Linked DNA regions of Homo sapiens: regions 1, 2 and 4 are each linked to region 3. A link is a loop called in an ENCODE intact Hi-C map of the cell type or tissue named here. Cell type or tissue: IMR-90. All regions are shown on one strand. Links, peaks and the distances in the headings refer to the core of each region. The heading gives the core; the rest is flanking DNA.

Region 1 (6,164 bases), core at 700-5,699, 250 kb after region 3:
GAGCAGTAGAAAACATTCTATTCATCAGGGCCCTCTACAGAAACAGAACCAATAGGCGATAGAGACTTGGAGAGATGGAGATAGAAATAGAGGTAGAGATATATAGAAAAATATAAGGAATCAGCTCACACAATTATGGAAGCTGGTAAATCCAACATCAGCAGAGTGATTCAGGAGACCCAGGGAAAGCTGATGGTCCCATCAAAGGCCAGCAAGAGCCAATATTGCAACTGAACTCCAAAGGCAGTCACAGCTGCGGAATTCTCTCTTACCGAGGAGAGGGTCAGTCTTTTTGTTCTAATCAGGCCTTCAACTGATTGGATGAGGCCTACCTACATGGTGGAGGGCGATCTGCTTCACTCAAGTCCACTGATTTACATGTTCATCTCATCCAGGAGCACCCAGAATAATATAGGACCAAATATCCGGGCACCTCAAGGCCCAGCCAAGATGACACATAAAATTAACCATCACAAACAGCCACAAATCAGGCATAGCTTAACTGTCACTGGTTGCGGATTAGTGTAGAAGTTTCCATGTTCCATGGGTCAAGAAAAGTCCAGAAGACTTAAGAATTCTGGAGATTTTACAGAGATGAATTTTCTAGCACAAAGAAAACTCCACTAAAAGGGGTAGGGGGTTGAAGGACAGAGAAAAACCACAGGGGGAAACCATTAACAGATAATGAATCATCATCTCAGCTTAACAGCTCCTGCTGCTTCCTCTCACAAAATAGCATCTTTGCCAGGCAAGGTTATCTGGGAGGGGAGGATTCACTCATAAAAAGAAACGCTGGAACCAGGACCTCTAACTGTGTGTAGGGGTGTGCGCGCGCGCGTGTGTGTGTGTGTGTGTGTGTGTGTGTGTGTGTGTGTGTTAAACCTCCCCAGCAGAATATTTAACCAAGGACACATTTTCCCCTGCTCTAATTCCTTAGCCGTTCCTCCTCCTCTGTAAATCTTCTAAACATTGCAGAGCCTCAGGCTTTGAGCCGGCCCTCAGTGCTAGCTCCATTCTCTCCTTAAATGATCTCATTCACAGATTTAAATACCATCAATATGCTGATGATTCCTGAATTTATTTTCCCCAGCTCAGACCTTCCCTACCAAAGAGCAATTTCATATGGTATGGCTTAATATAGCAACCAATAAAAAACCTCTCACTCATATCATTTTTTTGCTCTCTTTAAAATGATTCCTTCTAGTCATATGATTTGTAAACCCCCCCAAATCATTAAATAATCACCCACCGCCATGTTATATATAACCTGTGTGGATCAGTGATGAGTTCAGACGCAACCTAGGTATACTCACTGGTATTTCAGAAAGCATGGCTTTCTCACTCCTGCCTCTATCCCACTTCTGCTAAACAGCACCCAGCATCCAGGGCCAGGCTGGGGATGTATGAGAGAATATAAAAAGATTAGAAACCTGCTCAGAATAAGTCTTCTGACAGTTGGTTCATGCCTGGGAGAATAAAACTTCCATCTAACAAGACTGACCACCAAAAGTTCTTTTGTTTCCTTTTTGGAAATTTTTTAAGAATAAGGGACAAGTCAGGTCATTTTGGTGAGTTTTATTGGGAAGAACAAAATGAAATTAATCTCCTTGGTATAATTCAGTACATTCACAATTCGCCTCTGCATTTCATGGAAGAGCAGAAGCATACGCTCAGTGGCCAGGCTTTCAGAGCCACTAACGCAGTTCCCATTTTAACATTCCTAGGGAACTGAAGCAGGTTACTGCTAAAATTGGATGAGGCTCAGCGTCTTAACATTTATGGATGTTAAACCAAGCCAGTGCTGGGTTTCCAACATGCCATAGGCTCGGCTCAAGGAATTTTAAACCAATGACAAAAGCATGGGCCTGCTTCCTTGTCAATAACATCAACACCTCCACCCCCAGACAATCCCACTGCCATGGTAAGTCTGGCTTTAGTGTTTTTGATTTTATTTTGTCCCAAGCCTAGAGAAAATGGGGATGGTGGAAGCTATTTAATCTCAATGTCTTTGTTTTACAGATAAACAAGGTAAGGCCCAGAGAAGTCCAGTATCTTGCTCATGGTCACACAGCAAATTTCTCAATATCACTATCTTAGTCTCCCCATCTGTAAATGATAACCACAAGCTGATCTCCCTTGTAGGGTTTCTGTGACTATTAAATATTGTGTCAGACAGACTCAGCACAAGCCTGACCATAAAAAGCAAAACAGATGTTTGGCATTAATAATCCTCTCCAGGCTTATCCTTTGTAGTCAGGGAAGCTGTTAAGATTGTCAGAGAAGGCCGGGCGCAGTGGCTTACGCCTATAATCCCAGCACTTTGGGAGGCCGAGGTGGGTGGCTCACCTGAGGTCAGGAGTTCAAGACCAACCTGGCCAACATGGTGAAACCCCATCTCTACTAAAAATACAAAAATTAGCCGGGCGTGGTGGTGCATGCCTGTAGTCCCAGCTACTTGGGAGGCTGAGGCAGGAGAATCACTTGAACCTAGGAGGCAGAGGTTGCAGTGAGCTGAGATCATGCCACTGCACCCCGGCCTGGGCAACAGAGCAACAGAGACTCCATCTCAAAAAAAAAAAAAAGATTGAGAAATCAGCAAGTCTTGCTGCAGTGTGTTCAAATGTTCCTACCACCATGCATATTTGGTTTAAAAAAAATCAGAAAGGCTACTCTAAAATTAACCCCCTTCTATCTTTGAACTTCACAAATGAGACCCAACAGTGGGGAAATAAGAAGAGGGAAATCTCCTGTTCAAAAACAAAATGGCCTTTCCTACAGACAAAAGATGGCTTCTAGGATGGCAAGGGATTTGTCTCCCCTTTATGAAGTCAGCCTAATTAAAGAAACTTTTCTATCAGTTCTTCAATTAAATACACATCTCCACAAAGGAAGCCTTGTTATGCATGAGAGACTGCCCTCTACTGTGAATTTTCATTAGTGCAGTAGGTGTTGGTTTGGAGACCTGGGGCAGGCAGGGGATCTGAGTCCAAGAGTCTGGAAGAACCTGTGCCAGTGGAGGACACTGACTTGTTCTTCCAGCACTGTCCCCACTGAAATGGAAAAGGGCAACCCTAAGGGTTCTCAACCAAATGAAGAATTCTAGGGGTGCAGCTGAGATAGAGGAGATGTTGCTACAGACTGACACACACATCCCTGCTGTCTCAACCTTGAGGCCAGTTAAGGGCTCACAAGTAGAATAAAGGCTAATCAGCCCCATGAAGCATCCCTAAATTTCAGAGAGATAGCAACTTGTTACAAAATACCAGAGTGGTAGGCTTAAGGAAACAGCCATAGGCATATGAAAATAAGTCTGCTCCTCTTCCCATATTTAAAAGTGGTTGGAAAATTCTTAAAGATAACTCTGCTGTTCTGATGTCTCTTATGGTGCAGCGACCCAGGGGAGGATTTCAGACTGACATAAGAAAGAATGATCCAGTGGTCACAGCTGACCAATGATTATGAGCTTCCATCTCTCAAGGTAATCAAACAGATTCTGGATGATTCCTTAGGGACGGAGAGAAATCTCAAGATTCCAGCTCCAGAAGGAGAGTTAGTCTACATCAGTGGTTCTCAGAGTTTGAGACTTCACAGATCAGAAAAACATCCAAAATAATTTTGGGAAATTACATAGGGTTTAAAGACATTTATAAAAATGATTATTTAATATGACTATGACTTCTTAGAAGAAGAGAGTGTTTAAAGCACATTTAATGGCCAGGCATGGTGGCTCATGCCTTAATCCCAGGACTTTGGGAGGCTGAGCCGGGTGGATCACTTGAGCTCAGGAGTTCGAGACCAGCCTGGCCAACGTGGCAAAACCCTGTCTCTACTAAAAATACAAAAAAAATGAGCCGGATATGGTGGCTGGTGACTATAATCCCAGCTACCTGGGAGGCTGAGGCAGGAGAATAGTTTGAATGGGGAGGCAGAGGTTGCAGTGAGCTAAGATTGCACCACTGCACTCCAGCCTGGGTGACAGAGTGAGACTCTGTCTCAAAAAAAAAAAAAAAAAAAGAAAGAAAGAAAAACACAGGAACAAAAACAAAAACAGGCATCATTATTCTTTACATTGAATGAATGGAGATGAATGCACTTCACAACACTTAATCTTCACATTTTGTTAAAGTGATCCAACAAAAATATTATAACAGAGCAGCACTTGCTTATCCATTACCTTTGCAGAAACTTTCTTCAATAGTCAAAAATGTTGATAAAGCTATCTTCATGTTGGAGAAAAGAAAAGATCCCATCCAATCCGAGTGTTTGCATTTGAACATGTTTGAGCATTTGGAATCAGCAGAGCAGAAGGTTTTGAGAAGGGGCAGAAACAGCACCTGTTGTCTTACCTTCCTGCTCCTGGAGAAGACAGTGCACCATGCAGGGCAGCACTCCCGTACAGGATATCTTAACTTGGGCCTTGTGGTTTAACTTAAGAGACTCCCTGAAAACTGAAAGCTAAATTAGGTGTAGACTACACTTGTTTGAGCATGTGCAGAACTTCCAACAGGTTCACAAAAGGGCCCATGAACTCAAAAATGGAAAGGCGCTGATATAAAAGGATGAATTCCAAAATACATGTTATTGGAACCTGTAGTAGATTGCAATACTGGTCCCAATTTTCACACCTCCCTGCATCCACACCTTTACTCATCGTGGCTATCATTCATGGAGTATAACTACCACTCCTTCCTCACCTTTGACTTGGCCTCATGACTTGCTTTGGCCAACAGCAAATGGGTGGAAATGACAACGTGCCAGTTCCAAATTTAGGCCTTTGGAGGCCTCATGTTTCCCAGCTTGCTCTCTTGTGCCTCCATCCCTGCCAGAAGGTGAGCACACCCTGGGTGGTCCCAGGAAGAGGATGAAAGATGTGAGAAGCACAGCCACTCGGCCAATCCACAAACTCACAAGTGAGAAATAAGTGCCTAGTTTTGCACACCACTGAGATTCTGAGATTAGTTGTTACACATCCTTACAATGGCAATAGCTAACTGATACAGGACCCAAATTCCAGAAGTTTCCTAGAGTAGAAGAGGGTGAACTGATGCCATTACGGCAGAGTAGAAGATAGTGATAGGAGATGCAGTGCAGCTTCTTTCTCCATCTCATTCCCACCCAGCTTCTATACAAGCTCTCTGGATCTTTGCCTAGTCACTGGCTCTAATAGCAAGTTAAGTCCCCTCTCCTCAAGCAAAGAAAAACAAATGAGCTGAGTCTTCATATTCAGTTATTTTGGTCGCTGAACTCCAATAGATGTGTGAGTTTTTCAAATATTTGCAGATTATCTTTTTGAAATCCACCTTTAATCATTTTTACTTGTAATTGTTCCAGATATTTTATAGCCTTGCCTACCTCAGCAAGCAGAGCATATAGCACACAGTTATAATTTTGTTTTAAAAGGCAATGTGGAACACAGGCTATTGAAATAAATCTAAAGTCTACAACTGAATAATTTTTGACCTTGTGCAAGACACTTAGCCTCTATCAGCCCATTTCTTCATCCACAAAATGGGACTCTTACTTATTTCACAGAGTGATAGAGAAGATTAAATGAAGTAATGTATACATTACTTGGTTATGGAAGGTGCCCAGAAAATTGCATGTTGCTGTGCTTCTCGACATGGACTTGAGTTGCAGTATGGAGACACCAGTCAGGGCAGGGGCAAGAGCTCAGGTTTCAGAGTCAGAACTGGATTCTTATCCTGGCTCTGCCACGTACCAGTTATGTTGAACAAGCCACTCACCCTTCTGAGCTTTGGTTTCATCTTTTGAAAGTGGTAATTTTAAAAACAAAAAGCAAACCCAAAAAATTCAGAGGTGTTTGTATCATAAAATAATATATGTAAAATTTTAAAAACTGTAAAGAGCCAGGAAAATACAACGTTATTCTTATTCCTGGATGGGCCACATGTACATGTTCAGGGGGCACTTCTGTTTTAATAGTGCTTTAAAAAAATTATATATATGGAGAGAGAGCCAGGATCTCGCTCAGTTGCTCAGGCTGGAATGTAATGGTGTGGTCTTGGATCACTGCAACCTCTGCCTCCCAGGTTCAAGTGATCCTCCTGCCTCATTCTCCCAAGTAGTTGGGACTACAGGTGTGTGACACTACACCTGGCTAATTTTATATTTTTTGTAAAGATCAGGTTTTGCCATGTTGCCCG
Region 2 (6,164 bases), core at 498-5,497, 200 kb after region 3:
GGGAGGCGGAGGTTGCAGTGAGCCGAGATCATGCCACTGCACTCCAGCCTGGGAAACAGAGTGAGACTCTGTCTCAAAAAAATAAAACACAATAAAAAAAAATCACTCTGGCTGCACCTCGGAGAAAAGTCAGGAAGGGGAGAAGCAACAAGATCAGTGAAGAGGCTGATTGTTGTCTAGGCAAGATGGATAGTGGCATGAGCCAGAGAGGTGAGAATACAAAAAAGGAGGGGTAGGCTATAGAAAAACTGAAGAAAATTTGAAATCATCTGGATTTGGCCAGTAGATTGGATAATTAGGAAGAAATAGACAAAACAAGGAGTCAAGAACAGCCCAAGGTTTCTAGGACAGAGGTGGCGACGATGAAAATGGCAACATCAGCTAATGGAAACTGAAGCCGCATCTACGCTGGGCTCTGTGCTAAGCACAAGGTTTGAATTATGCCACCATCTCAACAGCTCTGTGTGGTTGGTACTATCATTATCATCATTTCACAGATGGAGAGAGATACTTCAAAGTCCATGCTTTGAAGTGTCAGGTCTGAGATGAGAACTGTATGTGTGTGTGTGTGTGTGTGCGTGTGTGTGTGTGTGTGTTTGGCACAGTTACCTGGCACCTCCTCAGGCTTCCTGAATTCGAAATCCAGAGTTAGGGCACAAGTACTCATCTTTTTTTAAGAAGCTGCAGGGGTGATTCAGGTGTGCTCTGCTGTTGAAGAACCATGAATCTCTGCCTGGCCAGGTCTCCAGTAATTAAAAAATTACATTCAAAATACATTTAATTGGTGACAACTAAGGAATCATTATTTCTTGCTTTTGTTTTTGCCTTTGTCGAGGTCTTAGGTGCTAAAATTCAGCCAACTGTTTCTCAGATTCTGCTTTTAGCATGTGACGACGGGGAGGGGGAAGAGGGGTAAAACCACCAAGGAAGAACAAAACACACTCATCAAATTGTTCCAGAATCTTTCTTAGAAGCTGAGAGGGATTGGAGCTTCACAGATTATTCAAGGGTAAAAGGGCAAGGTTTAGAATGCTTCCCAAATTTAGAAGTCTTACTCCAGACCGTTCCAGATGAACGGCTTTCTAGGTTTTACCAGTCTCCAAGAAAGGCGATTCTCTCATCTGCCCTGGCAATGAACTCTCACTGTTTGATAGCTTTGTGTGAAAGTTCCTTCTTATATCTAACTTAAATCCCAGGAGCTTATTTAAACTCATTTCCTCCTCGACTGCTAGTGGATATTCAAAGGAGTTGGCCTTGATCTTTGAAGCAATCCTTCATACTAAATAATATGAAGGACTTTTCTGTAATTGTTAGAAGAAAAAGAAAGGAATATATAAATTCAGCAAAAAAAAAAAAAAAAAAAAGAAAAAGGAGAAAAATTACTCGCAATTTCATTCCCAGGAGTTGTCTTCTATAGAAACATAAATTGATTTATCACATACATATGTTAGCATCTGGAGTGAAACTAAGAACTATAATTATGATTAGAATTGTTGAATTTTGGAGCTGGAAGGAAATGAACTGTAAAATATCTATACTTATATGTAACATCCACCGTAATTTAATTAGGCTTTCTCATTTCGTTCTCTCACTCATCCTACAGGAAGGGACTAGCATGCCCTTCTGAATGCAGATGAGGAAACCAAAGCTGAGAGGGGTTATGAGATGCCCAAGGTCACAATGGCCTGCTATGGAAGCGTCAGGACCCAAGTTCCAAAAGAGAACTAGTGGGACGTTAATATGGTGGTTCTCAACCAGGGGCAATTTTGCACCCCAGGAGACATTTAGGGACATCTGAAGATATGTTTGGGTGTTGCATGAGGAAAGTGGGTGGTGCTACTGGCACCTAGAGGTTAGAAGCCAGGGATGCTCTAAACATCCTGCAATGTACAGGAGGGGCCCCACAACAAGGAATTCTCCAGTCAAAAAGGTCAAAAGTGCTGAGATTGAGGAACCTTGCCTTAGGAAATTCTCCATTGAAAGCCTTCATCATTGATAGACCAAGAAATAGAAGCACAAAGATTTAGGTACAGAAAGATATTTATTCTCAATAACTCAATTAATTTTTCTCTTGAGCTACGTAGAGAGAGTTTACTTTCCTACCAAAGGATCTATCTGATTCATTTTGTTTGGCATTTCACAAAGCTAGTGAAACTTAAAAAAAAAAAAAAAAAAAAAAGGAAAAGAAAAGGAAAAAAAAAAAAAAAGCTGGGCATGGTGGCTCATGCCTGTAATCCCAGCACTTTGGGAGGCTAAGGTGGGCAGATCACCTGAGGTCAGGAGTTCAAGACCAGCCTGACCAACACGGAGAAACCCCGTCTCTACTAAATATACAAAATTAGGCAGGCGTGGTGGTGCATGCCTGTAATCCCAGCTACTTGGGAGGCTGAGGCAGGAGAATTGCTTGAATCCGGGAGGTGGAGGTTGTGGTGAGCCGAGATTGCACCATTGCACTCCAGCCTGGGCAACAAGAGTGAAACTCTGCCTTAAAAAAAAAAAAAAAAAAAAAGCATTCAAGGAATAAGCATGATTCATTTCCTTCCAAGGCCAGAGTGAAACCTTGCTTTGAATATGCTCAACTATTACTGTCTCTGTCTTCTTAAAGGGGCAGGCTAGATTCAACTGTGGAAAGGATAAAAAGATTGCTACTTGGGAAATTCTTCACCTAGTGGTTAAGAGTCAGGGGTCCAGAACCAGACAGTCTGGGTTTCAATTCTGACTCCATAATTTATTAGCTGTATAACCTTCGGCAAGTTAACTAAACTCGTTTTACCTCCTTTTCTTAATCTACCAAATGGGGATAAAAGTTTGAACTTCATAGGGTTAATGTGATCATGAAATGAGTAAAATACTTAGTACAATGCATGATTTTAAGTATTTGCTGCTGCTGTTGGTATTATTATTATTGTCCTATTGATAAAATAGGAGAATAGCAGGAACTTTGGGTTTGAGAAAGATTTTACTGGTAAACAGAAAGAAAAAAAACTGTAAGGTGTACCCAAGTTCAACTTTGGGCATGACAGTTTTTTAAACTTAGAAAGCATACAATGTTCAGACAGATGACTGATACATGCAACCTCTGCAACTGTTCTAAGGGCTAAATGTGCCAAAGATGTCCTAATAGACCAACACTGAACTCCTGATTACCGTGTGCCACATACTATGCCAAGCATCACATCACAACACCTCATTATTGTCCCAGTGTCATGAAGTAGGTACTTTTAAAAATCTTCCTGTTACCAATGAGGAAATAAAAGCGTACCAACGCCAAGGACCATGCCCAGGGGCATTCAGCCAGTTTGTGACAGCACCAGGACTAAAAGGCTGGTACACTTGACTCTGGCCTGAGTGCTTAATCACTGAGTTATATTGCCTCTGACTGTCTTTTATCCTGGGATCAAAAACACAGTGTGAACTGAGGATACATGATGGCGAATGAGTTTCCCTCTAATGGAGTTGAACAACACTCACTGTTCTTGAATTTTCTTTTTTGGCTGCTGCATTTTCTAGCTAGGCTGTCCATTAAGTTCTATAGCTTGAGGAAGCCTAAATAAAGCACACACATCCAAGGACACCTGCTGAGATGCCTTCTGGAGAACATTTGGTCTGCCCAGACCCTGGAGAACAAAGGAGGAATTGTATAAACCACATTCATCTTGGAGGCTCCAAAACAACACACTCATACAAAGGGTGGCTCCTGACAGACTGAGCAGGCTGCCTGCATGGGAGTGATAAGTCCAAGACTGAGTGAGGTGTCTCCCATAACTGGAATTCCTTCTCTCCAAGATCAGGCATGCCTACCAGTGGGGAAGTCTCGGTTAGACCAGCCCATTCCACCTCTACTTTCAGCTCTCTATGCAACACCCCTATGGATGGACATCCAATGTTCAAAGCCAATGGTTGTGGGGACCTGGCAGTCCTGTTCGTAAGTCCTAGATGGATATTCTTAAAAAGCGGAACTGGTGGGAAGCAGTTTTACAAGCAGGAATGGGTGTGTCTGTTGCTTATTGCTGAGCACAGAGGTCCTACAACATCTGAGAGCTCTGTGGGGTTCTAAGGAAGTCACAAATACTCAGCACAATCTCCAAAGCCACATAGGTGATGCCAGGCTCAAGTGCCAAGACTGAAAAATTATGAAAAGAACAGTATGTCTCTCTGTTGCCAGGTGGCACTTAAAACACTGGGATGTGGTTTGCATGAGACACTCTCTGGCATGGAATCTTTTCTTTCTTTTCAGCACAACATAGAACCGGGGCTAAAAAGGCCTAAGACATTGTTAAATTAGGTTATTCCTGCTCCTTCTCTCTTTATATCATGTTCTTATTACTCTAAAATAACTTCTTTTATTACTCCAAAATAACTTCTCTAATTATATGTCAATGCATAAAACTCAGAAAAAATACCAAAGACAGAGAACTAAATCACAGAAAAATCATCCATAATCCCACTACCCCTGCATCCCCTGTCTTAAGATTTTAGTTGATATATTTTTCTATTAATTTTTCCAGAAACATGTTAAAACAAAGAATGGTTTCAAATGGCACCTACTGTTGTATAGGCTAGGTTTCCCCCGCTTAGCAACGTATCATAAACTCAGATTCTTTTCAGTGCCTTGCCATAGTTTCTTTAGGTTCTTAAAGTAATCCTATGACATATACAGATTAGAAAACTGAAACCAAGTGTAAAGTAAACAGGCTGAGGAAATAAGCGAGTTTGGTGGCAGAGTTAAGACTAGACTCACGTTCCCATGTCAAACTCTACCTTTAATTTACCAACAACCAGAATCAGCCCTTTCTGGTAAGGGGCCAGGAAGAAAATGTTTTAGGCTTTGCAAGCTGTACAACATCTGTTGCAAACTACAGTCATGAGCTGCATAAACGCCATTTCGGATGACAGTTCACATGTTCAGTAGTGGTCTCATGAGATCATAATACCATGTTTTTACTGTACTTTTTCTATGTTTAATACACAAATACCATTTTGTTACAATTGGGGTTGGCATATATTTGCAAAGTAAGAGGCTACAACACTAACTTATTTTATCCTTATAACAATCCTTATAACAATCTCAAGGGAGACTTAAATTATTTTCCTCATTTTACAGATGTAGAAACTGAGACTCAGAGGGTTAAGAAACTTGCTGTTGTCACAAAGCTATTAAGTATAGAGCTGAGATGTGACCTCAGATAGCCTAACTACAGAATTTATATTCAAATCCCTAGCCTCTCCTGCTTTCTACAAACACGGCACAGATGTATAATCTGAGAGTCACCTATGAATAGGTATTTATTACTACCTCCATACTGATGAAAATAATGGAACTATAATCCCAATAAGTCAAACGTGAAAGATTATCTAAGCTATGCCTAGACATATGCCTATAACACATTGAAGGATGTGTCAGAGAGATAGGCTCCTTTCTGAAAGTAAACATATTTACCTGACCCAAATAAATAAGACTTGGAAAATCATAATTTTATAAAACGAAATCCATAAGATAGAATTCAAATATGTTTGGGGTTATTCCGTTTTTTTAAAAAAGTACTGCCCTAGCTTCTAGCACAACAGAAGAGCTTTGGCATGACCAGAGGAATATGTAAAGGAATTCATAATTTAATGAATGACTTTGGGGTGCTGACCACACGAAGCAAAGATGGGCTGAAAGAAGAAAGAAGAACACAGACAGCCGTTTGCAGAGTTCCTCCAGACCTGTGGCTGGGTGCTTCATGCCTCTGTCTATCACAACAATCAAAGAATCAAAGAATGCCTGATGACTCATTATTACAACCAACACTCAAAACCCTACAGCCATCTGAAATTTTTGTTCAGTCGTGCAGAGACCACCTCTGCGTTCTTCGCTAAGGATAGCCCCATCAGATACATGTATCTAACCATTTATTGATAATTCACATATGCTAGGCAACTGGCTAAGTGCTTTACAAAAATGCTCACAACTCTGTGAGTTAGGCATTACTATTCCATTTTACTGATGGGAAAACTGAGGCTCGGAAATGTTCATTAATTTGCTCAAGGTCACACAGCTCATAAGTAGCAGAGCCAAAACTTGAATCCAATTTTCTCTAATTCCAAATTCTGTCTTTTTACAGTGCCTTAGGAATCAAGCCACACATGGCCAAAAGCTCCCATGATATATCAGCAGCAAC
Region 3 (6,164 bases), core at 703-5,702:
GAGCTAGCTTTCTAATATTATTTGCAGTTTTCACATGAGAAAGTAGAGGCAGATGAGGCTAAGTAACTTGGCAGGGTAACATAACTAGGAACCAGAGACGAGATCTGTACCCAGGAAGTCTTATTCTCAACCATGACATTGACACTATCTCCTTCACTCTAGTTAGGCATCTGCTCAAAAGCCAACTCCTCTGAGAAGTCTTCCTATCCACACTAAATAGTGATTCTCCATTACTCTCCACCCTTACCTGCTGGAGTTTTCTTGATAGCATTAATACCGCTTTACATTACAACAGTATATACATGCATCTGTTTATTATTTCTCTCCCCCGCTAAAAGTGAAGCTCTATGAGGACAGACTCATTGAGTTTCTACAGCATCTCCAGGACCTGGAACATGGCCTGGTGTATGACAGGGCTCTTTGTGTGTAGATAGATCGAGTGAATCCCATTACTAGCATATGCTATTCCAATGGGTAAGTCACAGCAGCAACTCAGTGGATGCTATGGTGAATGTTTTCTTCAGAACTCCTAAGTTTAACACCTAAATCCTAAAGTGATGGCATTAGGAGATGGAGCTTTTTGGGAGGTGACTAGGTCATGAGAGTGGATACCTCATGAATGAGATTAGTGCCCTTATAACAGAGGCCCAAGGGAGCCTGTTTGCTCCTTCCACTATATGATGACTCTGCCAGAAAGTATCATCCAGGAAACAAAAAACAGGCCCTCAGCAGACACTGCATTTGCTGGTGCCTTGAGTTTGAACTTCCCAGCTTTCAGAACTGTCAGCAATACATTTCTGTTACTCAGAGGCCACCCAGTCTGTGCTATTCCGTTAAAGCAGTCTCAACAGACTTAGTGGGAAATAAAAATGTGGATTTCAACTCTTGTTAAGGAAAAATCTGCTTTCGGTAAAGAAAAACCTAGACACGGTATTGCCAAAGCTACTGCCCCTCTGGGAGCGTAAGTACCCTTTGCTTAATTTCATCAGGGAAGGAAGAGGTACGATTCCTCCCTGTGACAGGCCTGCGCCAGGTTTATATAGCCTGGCCACACTGCGTACTAAGGGAGCCTCCCACAGCCCCAGGGGTTCTGCCTTCTCATCATCTCTGCCCTCTTCTGGTTATAGGACTTCCTCTCCCTGTGGGACACCATTTCCCTGCCATCTTCAGGCCGTGAGCTTTGGGTGGGGCAAAAGCTGATCTGGGGCCCAACATAGGCCAGCAAAAAAAATCTGCTCTCCTGGCACCCAGGGACTGATTCAGGGGTGGGCAAGTGACCTGCACTAAGCCAACACCTCTCATTGCTTTTTCTAAGGCAGGACTTTTGCTAAGGCAGTCACACAGCAGGCTCTTTTTATAGCAGCAGTAAAACTGGCAGAATGGAAACTGGGAGCTGCTGGGGCCCCTTCCCGTGGGGAGAGCCTGCTGGGAATATAGCCTCAAGCTATGACTGTAGGGTGGACCAGGACCCCTGCATTCTCCTGATGCGTAATGATACACGGCTTCCCAGAAAAAGGGACTAATGTGGCCTTTATCTTCAGTGGCTGAGAGTTCCTGAGCCTGGACTTTCAAGGAAGAACTTCTGGAGACTTGTCTAAAGAGGCAATGAACCAGAAATTAGGGAGAAGAAGAGAATTGCAAGAACAAAAGGCCACCGGCCCAAGCAGCCTACCTTTCTCCTCCCTGACTCACTTTTGTGTCAATGGAGCCCAGGGAGAGAGGAATGAGGGCAATTCTTCTCGTATTAGCTCTTTCCCAAACTATGGGGTTCTCTTTTCATTTTGAAACCTGGCCTTAGAGACTAAGAGGGGATTTTTTTTTATAGGGATAGGAGCAGCCACAAGGGTCACCCCAAGTGGGAGACAGGAAACTGTGTGAATCAACTGAATCAACTCCATCTTTTTTTTTTTTTTTTTTTTTGAGACGGATCAACTCCATCTCTTACAGCACCAGTGCTCCCCAGCAGAGTGAGAAATAACCAGCTGGGGCGGGGCTAGAAACAGACAACCCCGAGCGCCGTGGACACTTCCTCCCCAGACCCTTGGGAGAAAGCTGAGGCAGACATCACAGGGACATGGGACTCTGTAGTAGTTAAGCATAAGCCTTCAGGACTCTGATGAACACAGGTTCAAATCCCAGCTCCATCCCACAGCAGCTGGTTGTAAAGATGCTGACGGCCATCTGCTTGGGTTCAAATCTTGACTCTGCTGCATTCCAGCTGTGTGACCCTAGGCAAATTGCTTCATTTCTCTTTGTTTTGGTCTCCCCATCAGTACAATGGGGATAATCATAGTACTTGGTAATGGAGTTAACATGCATGGAGTGCTGAGAACTGGGCCTACTGACCACTCTTCTTTTATTGCGTTAGGTCTGAAAGCCTGCCTCTCTCTTCGCTGAGGGTCACTGCCCAGATGCATTCCAAGAAATAACTAGGAGGCTGCTCTGTCTCTCCTGCCCTCTCCCACCCTCCTTCTTCCTCCTCCTTCTTCTCACTCCCTTTCTCAAATGCCAAGAGTGCAGAGAGCTCATGATGGCATCCCTGGGTCCTTTGGTGAGCTCTAATCAGCACAGCATCCAGAGCAGCTGCGGCTATCCCCACTCCCTGTTAGAGGTACACAGGAAGTCCAGTCCCTCTGGTCTGTCTGCCACCAGCTGCTTCTCCAAGCTTTGGCAAGCACACATGCTCAGATGCAGCAGCAAGGGCCTAGTTCCTCGGGATGGGGGCCTCATGGAAGGAAGGGCTCAGTTTGGGAGAGTGGAGGGGAGGCATATCATAAAGCGGCCTGGCAGGCAGCAGAACGTGGTCCCCGATAAACATCGATGTCAGATGGTCCTCTGAACTGCTCCTGAACTCTAAACATCTGGAAAAGGGCTCTGCTGTTCGACATCTAAGCGTTCTTTTTTTATTCCTTCTCTAAGCCCTTTAAGTACTTCTTGGAGGGTGTGTGTGTCTACTGCTGCCACAGCCTCGGTCTGTTTATAGGACTGTTTACTCTGCTGTGCACAGGCAAAAGTACCGTTGCCCTAGCAACGGCTGCCTGACGCAGGGCCTGCTCTGAGCGGCTGTATAAATATGGAATATTTGTACAGTATGGTCAGAGGTAAAGCACCCAGTGACTGAGGTATGCATGCTATATAGAGTGTGCTCTTTCACTGTCACAGGAAAATTATGTTTGGTAAAAAAGTGGATTTAAAACAAACATTAGGGACAGCATTTTAACTACAGCAGCAATAATACTGCAGGCCACCATGGTCACCTTTTCTGATAAAACACTGACACCCTTTAATGGATTTAATAGGAAAGGAGGAGAGAATGCCAATAAATGTGCTGGGCAGCCAAAGGGCGAAAGAAAGAGAAGAAAACCGAGGGGCCATCTGAGGTGTACATGCTGCAGCAACAGAGAGATTTTTTCTCTCTGCCAAGTACTGAGCAAAAATTCTAAGTGGCAGTTTCTGGAGAGGCTCTTAGCCTCCAAGGACAGAAACAGGAAAAACAGAAATATGGATGGGAAGGGGTATTGTTGCCATGGGCTGGTATTCTGCACACATGGCCCCTCTCATCTGAGCAAGTGTGCACTTGCAGACTTGAATCCTCGGTTGGGCAATACTGAGTCAAGACATTGCACCATTTTCCCTGACACTGTCCTACCTCTCCCCTTCCACACACGTCTTGTCACTTGTCACAACTGATCTTCGCATTTCCTAACTCTTAGCAAAAAGAAGGTTTATCTGTTTGACTACTTTGATCTTGTGAGACATGAAAGCTCCTGGGTACTGAGTTGAAGCAACAGGCTGTGAGAGGGGTGAGGTTTTTAGGGGTTAGGGGATGGGAAATTTGCCATCACCTAAGCCCCCAGAAGGAAATGCAGCTGAACAGAGGTCTTCACAGCAGAGCTTAAGCCCAGGCCTGAGCATGTGGGACAAGAATGCCCAATGACAAAGCACCGTTGAGCACACGCTAGCTGTCTTGTCCACAAAGCCAGGGTTTTTATCAGCACACAGAGCTCTCCAAATACTAGCTAATTTTTTTATTTGAATACATCACTTCTTATGAACCAAGAAAACAAAGCCACTTTTTTTGGTCCTGATAAAACCTTTTAAGTGGGGCAAAATGGGCTCCAAAATGGATTATCTCTGTATCTCCTCACTCTAGGTAAGAAATCGGCAGCTTCTGAACAGACTTCTTGGGATTGCACAAGCCACTGGATGATCTGGCTGTGATCTCACAGACATTCAGCCACTGCCAACTTTTTTATTCCCTCCAAGGTTGGCTCCTTCCCAAGGTGCCAGAAAAGGCAAGTTGAATGAAGAAGCCACAATGCAGTATGATCTGGAACAGCGTTAAAGGGTTGAACAAATTGGGTATTTGCAGAGGGAAAATGATTTTCACCATCTCAGATCTGCCACTTATTGGGGGAGTTAATAGTTTATGGACTATTTGAAGTTCATTTGCTTTGCATTTGGCTGGAGTAGCTTTTGCTATTTTTTTTTTTTTAAAGACATACTTGCCAGAAGCCACTGGGTTTCCTTGACAATCCCTCTCCACCAAGAGACCACTTTGGTTCCTCCTCTGCAAATCCCCAACTTGTCCCAAGGAGGCTATGGAAGATATCTGTTTAGATTTTCCTTCTGAGCTTCCCCCACTGCCCTGAGCCTCGGTTGTGGGACTGTATGGCACATAGTCCCCACTTGGAGGTGGGCCCTTGACCAAAGCAAGGCTGAAAAGATTCTTATTTGGAAGAACTGACCTGAAAACTGGAAGAGACACAGTTCCTCTCCTTTTGAGAATGCAAATACTAAGACTAGTATCACTAGTGAGTCATCTCGACCATTAGGTGAAGACAGCTTCTCCCAAATGATGTTAACAGAAGGCAAATTAAGCTGAGATACAGAGAAAAAAATCGGTTTTGTCTGAACCCTTGATCCACCCCTATCTGAAGCTAGTATACTTCTTGGCCTTTCTAGTGTCATGAATCAAGAAATTCCCTTTTTCAGTTAAGTTAGCATGAGTTGGGTTTCTAACACTTGCAATCAAAGATACTTTAACTACACCCAAAACAAAGGTGACCGCATCACAGAAGGACCAAGCTGACTGCCAAATATTGCCTCACCTATATGTTGGGCACAGGTGTCACAATATTCTGCATACAAGGACTCGAAGCAGTGGCAACAGTAGGGTCTTCCCTCCTTCATGATGTAGCGCTGGCCGCCCAGCACTGTCTCACACTCGAAGCAGCAAAAGTGTTTCATGTGCCAGTGTCGCCCCTCAGCTTCTGTGCATTCATCTGCAAAGATGATCTGGAGATGGGGAAGCCAAATGGTCAGTGTGTAAAACCCATCCAGAACATATTTTAAAGGAAGAAAGCTATGGGGTCCTTGAACTAGAAGGGTAAGAAAGCAGATCCTACTCACAAATAATTAAACAAAAATCCATATGGATATGTTTATTCTGTATGTATATCAGTTCCTATACATGGATTTACCTAAAGCATAATTAAACATGATTTCTGGCCTAGCCAGTAATTAACTTAACCACATTTAATAAGAGAAAGAATGTTCTACCCTGGAGAATATAAGGCAGGATCAAAAACTGACAGCTCACAGGCACATTGGACATACATATCTGCTTCATTTGGCCTGGCCATATTATTTTTTTAAATGGAAAATATCATATTAACACTTGTAATCCTGGTTTATCTTTTGAAAACACAACATTTGCAATGCTCAGTGCACATTCCTACATGGCAGTAATAAACTAGAGCTAAGAAGAGAGGCTGCTGCTTTCCAATGAGTGGCAAGTTCTCCAGTTTGTCATATTCTTCACCCTTCCCTATTGCCTTAAAATAAGTCACCTTCATTTACAGCACCTGCCAGGCCCTCACAAGTGTTTGCATTTTCCCCCAATATAGAGTTTTTAAAATTTCAAAGCACAGATTTCAAAATTTACTATAAAGCTACAGTAATCAAGCCAGCATGGCACTGGCATAAGGCTGGGCATATAGATGAATAGGTATCCAGATTTAAACTCATACATACATGGTCAATTAATTGTTGAAAAGGAGGCCAAGACCATTCCATGGGGAAAAGAATAGTTTTCTCAACAAACAGAGCTGGGACAACAGGAGAGCCTCATGTAAAATAATGAATTCAAACCCCTACCTTAC
Region 4 (6,164 bases), core at 835-5,834, 330 kb after region 3:
ACACATGCACACTTATGTTTATAGTGGCACTATTCACAATAGCAAAGACTTGGAACCAACCTAAATGTCCAACAACGACAGACTGGATTAAGAAAATGTGGCACATATACACCATGGAATACTATGCAGCCATAAAAAATGATGAATTCATGTCCTTTTTAGGGACATGGATGAAACTGGAAACCATCATTCTCAGCAAACTATTGCAAGGACAAGAAACCAAACACCGCATGTTCTCGCTTATAGGTGGGAATTGAACAATGAGAACACATGGACACAGGAAGGGGAACATCACACACCAGGGACTGTTAGTGGGGTGGGGGCAGGTGGGAGGGATAGCATTAGGAGATATACCTAACGCTAAATGACGAGCTAATGGGTGCAGCACACCAACATGGCACATGTATACATACGTAACAAACCTGCACGTTATGCACATGTACCCTAAAACTTAAAGTATTATAATAATAAAATTTAAAAAAAAGAATCTAAGAGCCATAAAAGACAGAAGAACATGTCATTCTGGCAGAGGATTCTCTATGTTCCTAGAGGGCTTTGAGGTATAGTGAAGGGAAAAGTTAAAAATACAAAAAGCAAAAGCAGCTCCTTTCATGGGGCTGTTTGTTGTCAGAGCCATAGGTCTTGTTCAAGGAGCTGTGATCACCGCTACTTCATGTTGGTAGCTAGGGCACCCAGATAGAGTACAAGTCTTCAGAATGGTGAGGAGCAACGAATGGCTCTGCCCTGTACAGGTAAGAAAGGTTCTGCCTGGTATAGGTAAGAATGTCCGCCCTGTGGCCAGAACAGGATGCTCTGGAGGAGAGGGGCTTGGTCTTAACTGGGTCAGAGCCAGGTTAGGAAATGGACCAGCAGCCCAGGGGGCCAGTCCACAAGGACCACTACACATCACTGGGATACTTTGGAAATAAGATGTCTATTAACTCAGATTTTTCTTAAACCACAGGTGGAATGCAAATTGGTCCCAATATTGACTAGAAATTATCTTCAGATAGAAGCAAATGGCAGTGTCAGCCAATGCAGACCTACCTCTGGAGAAAATGTTTGCCACTAGCTTTTATAAACTGCAAGATTCAACTATGGAACATGCAAGAATTGCCAACTGACCATCACTTAAAAACAAAATCTGGATAGATAAAATTTTGGAAGTGAGAAATGCATGATATAGTGCTGCTTCCTGGGGGGCCAGTTGTTTTGTTATTTATACTTTGAACCTTTAAAATCTTTTGGCGCAGCATGCTGGCTCATGTCTGTAATCCCAGCACTTTGGGAGGCCAAGACAAGCAAGTAACTTGGTCCCAGAAGCTTGAGACCCACCTGGGCAACATGTGAAACCTTGTCTCTACAGAAAAAACACAAAAATAGTCTGGGTGTGGTGGTACATGCCTATAGTCCCAGCTACTTGGGAGGATGAGGTGGAGGATCATCTGAGCTCCAGAAAGTTGAGGCTGCAGTGAGCTGAGATCTCACCATTGCACTCCAGCCTCGGCAACAGAGTGAGACCCTGTCTCAAAAAACAAACACACAAAACAAAAGAGAGAGAGAGAGAGAGAGAATAAACTTTCTAAGCAGTTGTCTGATTTGTGAAATTGCAAAAAAAAATTTGAAGAGGGGGCACAGAAAAGGAGGAAGTGTTCTTTAGTCAGTGAATAGATGAAAGGAATTTGTATTGAACACACACGTTATTCACTTGAACACATTTGTTCTCTGTCCCCATCGAATACAGGCTGAAGAAATATTTAGAGAATTCTGGCTTGAAAGGGTAAAAAACTAACAACCTGCCCCAGTCAGTCCCCCATGGTTACTGAACTCTGGAAGATTTTGCTGGAGAAGTCTGAGAGTCCAGTTCTACAATTTTACACAATTTGTTAAATGTAAAACATTGCTTTGGCTTCACTTACTGATTTTCCTTTCTCTCCCATTTCTGACTAACTCAAATTTACTGGGTGCCTGCTATATGCCAGGATCCAAATGTTGAACATAACTTATTTTGTTTCATACCCAAGGGGCTGTAAAGGACACACAGACTGTGAGCGCAGACACATTTTAGACTTGCACTGTCCAATACGGTAGCCACTGGCCACATATGGTTATTGAAATTTACATTTATTGTAATTAAGTAAAATTTAAAATTCAATCTCTCAGTTGCACTAGCTATGTATTAAGCACTCAATAGCCACATGTGGTTATGACTATGCTGCTGGACAGCACAGTTATAGAGCATTTCTATCACTGCAGAGAGCACCATTGGATAGCACAGTTTTAGACCTTTCAGAGTTGTCTCTACCTCCTGTGAAATCATTTTAAGCAGAAAAGCTGCCATTCATTGAGCACTCCTCTGGGCCAAGCAAGCAAGATTCTGGGTCAGTTACATAAGATCATCTCACCACAGCTCACTGCCTCACGTCTCAACGCATTTTAATTTTTTTTTTTTTTTTTTTGTAGCGCCGTGGTCTCACTTTGTTGCCCAGGCTAGTATCGAACTCCGGGCTTCGAGCAGTCCTTCTGCCTCAGCCTCCCAAAGTGCTGGGATTACAAGAGTGAGCCATTGGGCCCAGCCTCACCCCATTTTAGAGATGAGGAAACCTGAGGATAGAGAGGCCAAGTAGCTTTCTTACCATCGCACAGCAAGTGAGCGGCAAAGCCCAGGGCGTTTGACTTTAAAGGCTTTGATAATTCTGATGGCCCCACCTTCCAAGGGCATTACCCCCAAGTGTGAGTGAGAGCACCACTGTGGACAAGAAAGAGCCGCTGGGGATCCTGGCCCTTTTGACAGGAAAAGTGGCCATGGGGTCAGACAGGCTAGAGGACCAAGGCTGGTTCTGCCAATGACCATGTCAGTGACATTGCCCAAGCCACTTAGATCTCTGAATATATGTACAGTGGTGGAGCTCACCTTGTAGAGCTATGAGGATTAAATGAGAATATACACATAAGCACTTGGCACAGTATCTGGCACACAGTAGCCATTTAGTACATGGCACACATGAGTATTACTTCCGGAGTGAATCCTTTTCTTCTGTTTAAGCAGCAAACAGCAAGAGTTGCCTTGCTCCCTGCAATACACATTTCTGAGTCTGGCATGCCACCTGCTGGTCACTCCTGGATATACCATCCAGTCCCCTGTTCTCCCCAGAAGGGCCAGTGCCCAGAGTGTTCCCAGGAGACTGGGCTGTAAAACAGGAACATCCTAGCTGAGTATTCAGATTTTTTTTTCGTAAAGTCCCTTTCACATTGTGGCTCCTCTGAGAACTTAGGATAAGCTTAGATCTTGCTAAGTTTGCTGAAATCTTCTTTGTTGCCAGGCAGATAGAGAAGATGGACTTCTTTGGGGCCCTGTGCTCAACGTTAGGCTATGTTGCCAGGGTCTTCTAGCTGCAGGCTATCTAAAAGCACAGGGTCTTTACTATTATGGCTGGCATTCCCTTCGATCTGATGCTGAATATAAGTCCCACCTCTCCACCCCATATCCTATCAATCTAAAAGTCCTGTTGGGTTTTTCTCTGTGAAATATATTTAAAATCTGTCTAAGCCCCTTCATATTCTCTGCCACCATCATCCCTCACCTGGACCACTGCATTAGCCTCCTGATCTTCTTGCATCTCCTCCCTTCCCCCTGTTGTCTATTCTTCACGCAGCAGCTAGAGCTGTGGTCCTACCTGCTGTAGCTATGGAATGCCTTGGGGAACATTCAAGACCTACCAACACCCAGGGGCCAAACCCTGACTAATTAAATCAGAATCTAGGGGTAGTGGGTAGAAGGTCTCTCAACATTCGTAGCTCATGAAAGCTCCTGGATGATTCTTTTTATTTTTATTTTTCGAGACAGAGTCTTGCTCTGTCACCCAGGCTGGAGTGTAGTGGTGCCATCTCGGCTCACTGCAACCTCAACCTCCCAGGTTCTAGCGATTCTCTGGCCTCAGCCTCCCAAGTAGCTGGGACTATGTGTGTGCCACCACACCCAGCTAATTTTTTGTATTTTTAGTAGAGATGGGGTTTCACCATGTTGCTCAGGCTGGTCTCAAACTCCTGACCTCAAGCGATCTACCTGCTTTGGCCTCCCAAAGTTAGATGATTCTTTTGTGCATCCAGGATTGAGAATCACTGAGCTTCCAGTTCAGACCAGCAGTAGCAGCATCTCCTGGAGGGCTTGTTAAAATACAGACCGCTGAGTTCCACTCCCAGAGCCTGTGATTCATCAGGCCAGAAGTGGACCTGCGAATTTCCATGCCTCACAAATTCCCAGGTGACCCTCCTGGGCTGAGGTTCACACTTTGAGAACTACTGTTGTAAAAATATAAGGTGGACCATGAAACTCCTGTTTAAATGACTTATTACACTTATATATGTATATTTTAAAAATTCACCTTCTGTACCATGGCCTGTCAGGCAGGGTGAGACCTATCAATCTAGAAGTCCTGTTGGGTTCCTAGCTCCTGGCCTCTCACACCCTCTGCTAACCACTCACTGGCCTCCTATCTGCCTCTTGACCACCGCAGGTGGTCACCTGAAGACCTTTGAAAGAGCCTTTCTCTGCTCAGATGGTGCCCCCTTTAGCTCTTCTGCTGTCTGATTGTCTCTCAGTCTTCAGGGCTCATAGAAATGTAACCGCCTCAGGGAGACCTTCCCTGAATGTCACATTCAACATATGTCTCACCTTCCCCTCAGCCCTTGTTCTCTATCTCAGCAAACTGTTTATTTCCTTTATCTATTACAATTTGCAATTATGTTATTTCTGTTCACTTAAAATACATTTACCTCTCTGCCAGAAGACAAACTTTAAGAGGGCAGAAACTTTGCCTTCTTGTTCACTCCCTGGGACATAGTAGGTACCCAATAAATGGTTACTGAATGAAGGGTTGAAGAGAAGCACGAATCAGGGAGTAAAGGTTAGAAGTAATAGTACTAATAGAAGTGGGAGCCCTGTCCTGCTTCTGTTATATCCCCCGAGGGCTTCCTGTGTGCTCATCTTTTAATATTACATCTTTAATTCACATAACCGGGCAAGGTAAGGTCATATTCTCTTCAATTTACACATGTGGAAATGGAGACCTAGAAAGGCCGGGACACTTGGCTGAGGTCACACACATCAAAATGGCAGAGCTGGCCATGAATTCAGGCTGCCTGTATCCACATTCATCCTAAGATATGGAAGGAAGGAAAAAAGAGGCAGCAAAAGGAGAACTGGAAAAGCTGTTCCCGCAGGGCATTTTTTTATTTTGCTCTAAACTCGTAGCCAAGGTAAAAATATTAAAACAGAGCTGAAATCAAAGAACCCTTGACCTACTTTCTAGGTCTGATTCTCCCAGAACCTCTTCAGAAGAGAGTGATCAGGCAATGATGGGTGTCTCAACTTTTAAGACTTTTAAAATTGCTGGCTCAGAGCCTTTGGAAGAATAGCACAGGCAGGAAATGGCAAGGCAGGATCTGAACCCAGCCCAACTTCCTGCACAGCCTGCCCAAGCTTTCGCACACAGCACAGAGAGTATCTCATTCAACGTTCTTTTGCAGTGCCCCGCCTCCTTACTGTGCTGGTTAAGGTAACATTCTAGATGCTGTAGCAGATAACCAGTCTCCTCCCCAAACTCAATGGCTTCACGTAATAAAAATTTCTCTTTCACCTCCCAAAAAGTCCAAAATCAGTGCTCCTAGTTTGCAGGCAGAGTAGTCTACTCCAAGCAGTATTTCAGAGACCCAGGCTTCTTCCATCCGGTGGCTCTTCCATGTCTAGCAGGTGGCCTCCCATTGTGGCTAGGGAAGGGGAAGGAGGAGCATGAGATGGGTCAGGCCTGGAAGTGGTGCATGTCATTTCCACCCACATGTACTGGCCAGAACTCAGCGACATGGTCATACTTAACGGCAAAAAAAAAAAAAAAAAAAAAAAAAAAAAAAAAAAAAAAGCTTCGAAATAGAACCTAGTGGCCAAAGCTGTCTCACAGCCAACCAGTCTCATTTCCTGAGAGTCTGATGAGCTTCTGCGTCCCCCCACCCGCCCACCCCTGCCCCACTGCCCCCAGACATCTCCTCTCACTGATAAAATAATTATCACAATTATAGAGAAGACTTCAAATGCAACCAGGAGAAGGGCCACCTTGATCTTAAATTCAGATCATACAGAGGTAATGACGGGTCTCCAATGTTCCTGC

The links. A loop is a pair of places that touch in the nucleus more often than their neighbours do. Peaks named below come from ENCODE experiments on the same cell type or tissue, not always from the same donor. Only the 100,000 strongest peaks of a DNase experiment are listed, where the experiment ranks them.
Region 1: it touches region 3 in a loop (3-fold over the local background); 8 of 110 quality-filtered maps call a loop at or near these places.
Region 2: it touches region 3 in a loop (2.7-fold over the local background); 3 of 110 quality-filtered maps call a loop at or near these places.
Region 4: it touches region 3 in a loop (3-fold over the local background); 2 of 110 quality-filtered maps call a loop at or near these places.

Annotation. Positions count from the first base shown.
Region 1 is chr3:64,396,466-64,402,629 of GRCh38, forward strand. No RefSeq gene overlaps it. Among named protein-coding and RNA genes, the nearest start is that of PRICKLE2-DT, 46 kb to the right of the region's middle. In IMR-90, for the core only: a CTCF peak has its summit at 2,909 (motif pointing left); a DNase peak (open chromatin) is centred at 2,896.
Region 2 is chr3:64,348,668-64,354,831 of GRCh38, forward strand. No RefSeq gene overlaps it. Among named protein-coding and RNA genes, the nearest start is that of PRICKLE2-DT, 94 kb to the right of the region's middle. In IMR-90, for the core only: no CTCF peak of the experiment used is centred there; DNase peaks (open chromatin) are centred at 2,574 and 4,804; H3K4me3 peaks cover 379 bases; H3K27ac peaks cover 1,616 bases.
Region 3 is chr3:64,148,071-64,154,234 of GRCh38, forward strand. It overlaps PRICKLE2 (prickle planar cell polarity protein 2), which reads right to left. Exons shown (of 8, transcript NM_198859.4): 6 at 5,112-5,298. Among named protein-coding and RNA genes, the nearest start is that of PRICKLE2-AS3, 36 kb to the right of the region's middle. RefSeq lists a silencer at 2,883-3,177. In IMR-90, for the core only: no CTCF peak of the experiment used is centred there; DNase peaks (open chromatin) are centred at 3,011 and 4,231; H3K27ac peaks cover 2,486 bases.
Region 4 is chr3:64,481,487-64,487,650 of GRCh38, forward strand. LOC105377123 (a long non-coding RNA gene) reads right to left here. Exons shown (of 8, transcript XR_940913.3): 3 at 5,640-5,769. Among named protein-coding and RNA genes, the nearest start is that of PRICKLE2-DT, 39 kb to the left of the region's middle. In IMR-90, for the core only: a CTCF peak has its summit at 3,113 (motif pointing left); a DNase peak (open chromatin) is centred at 3,075.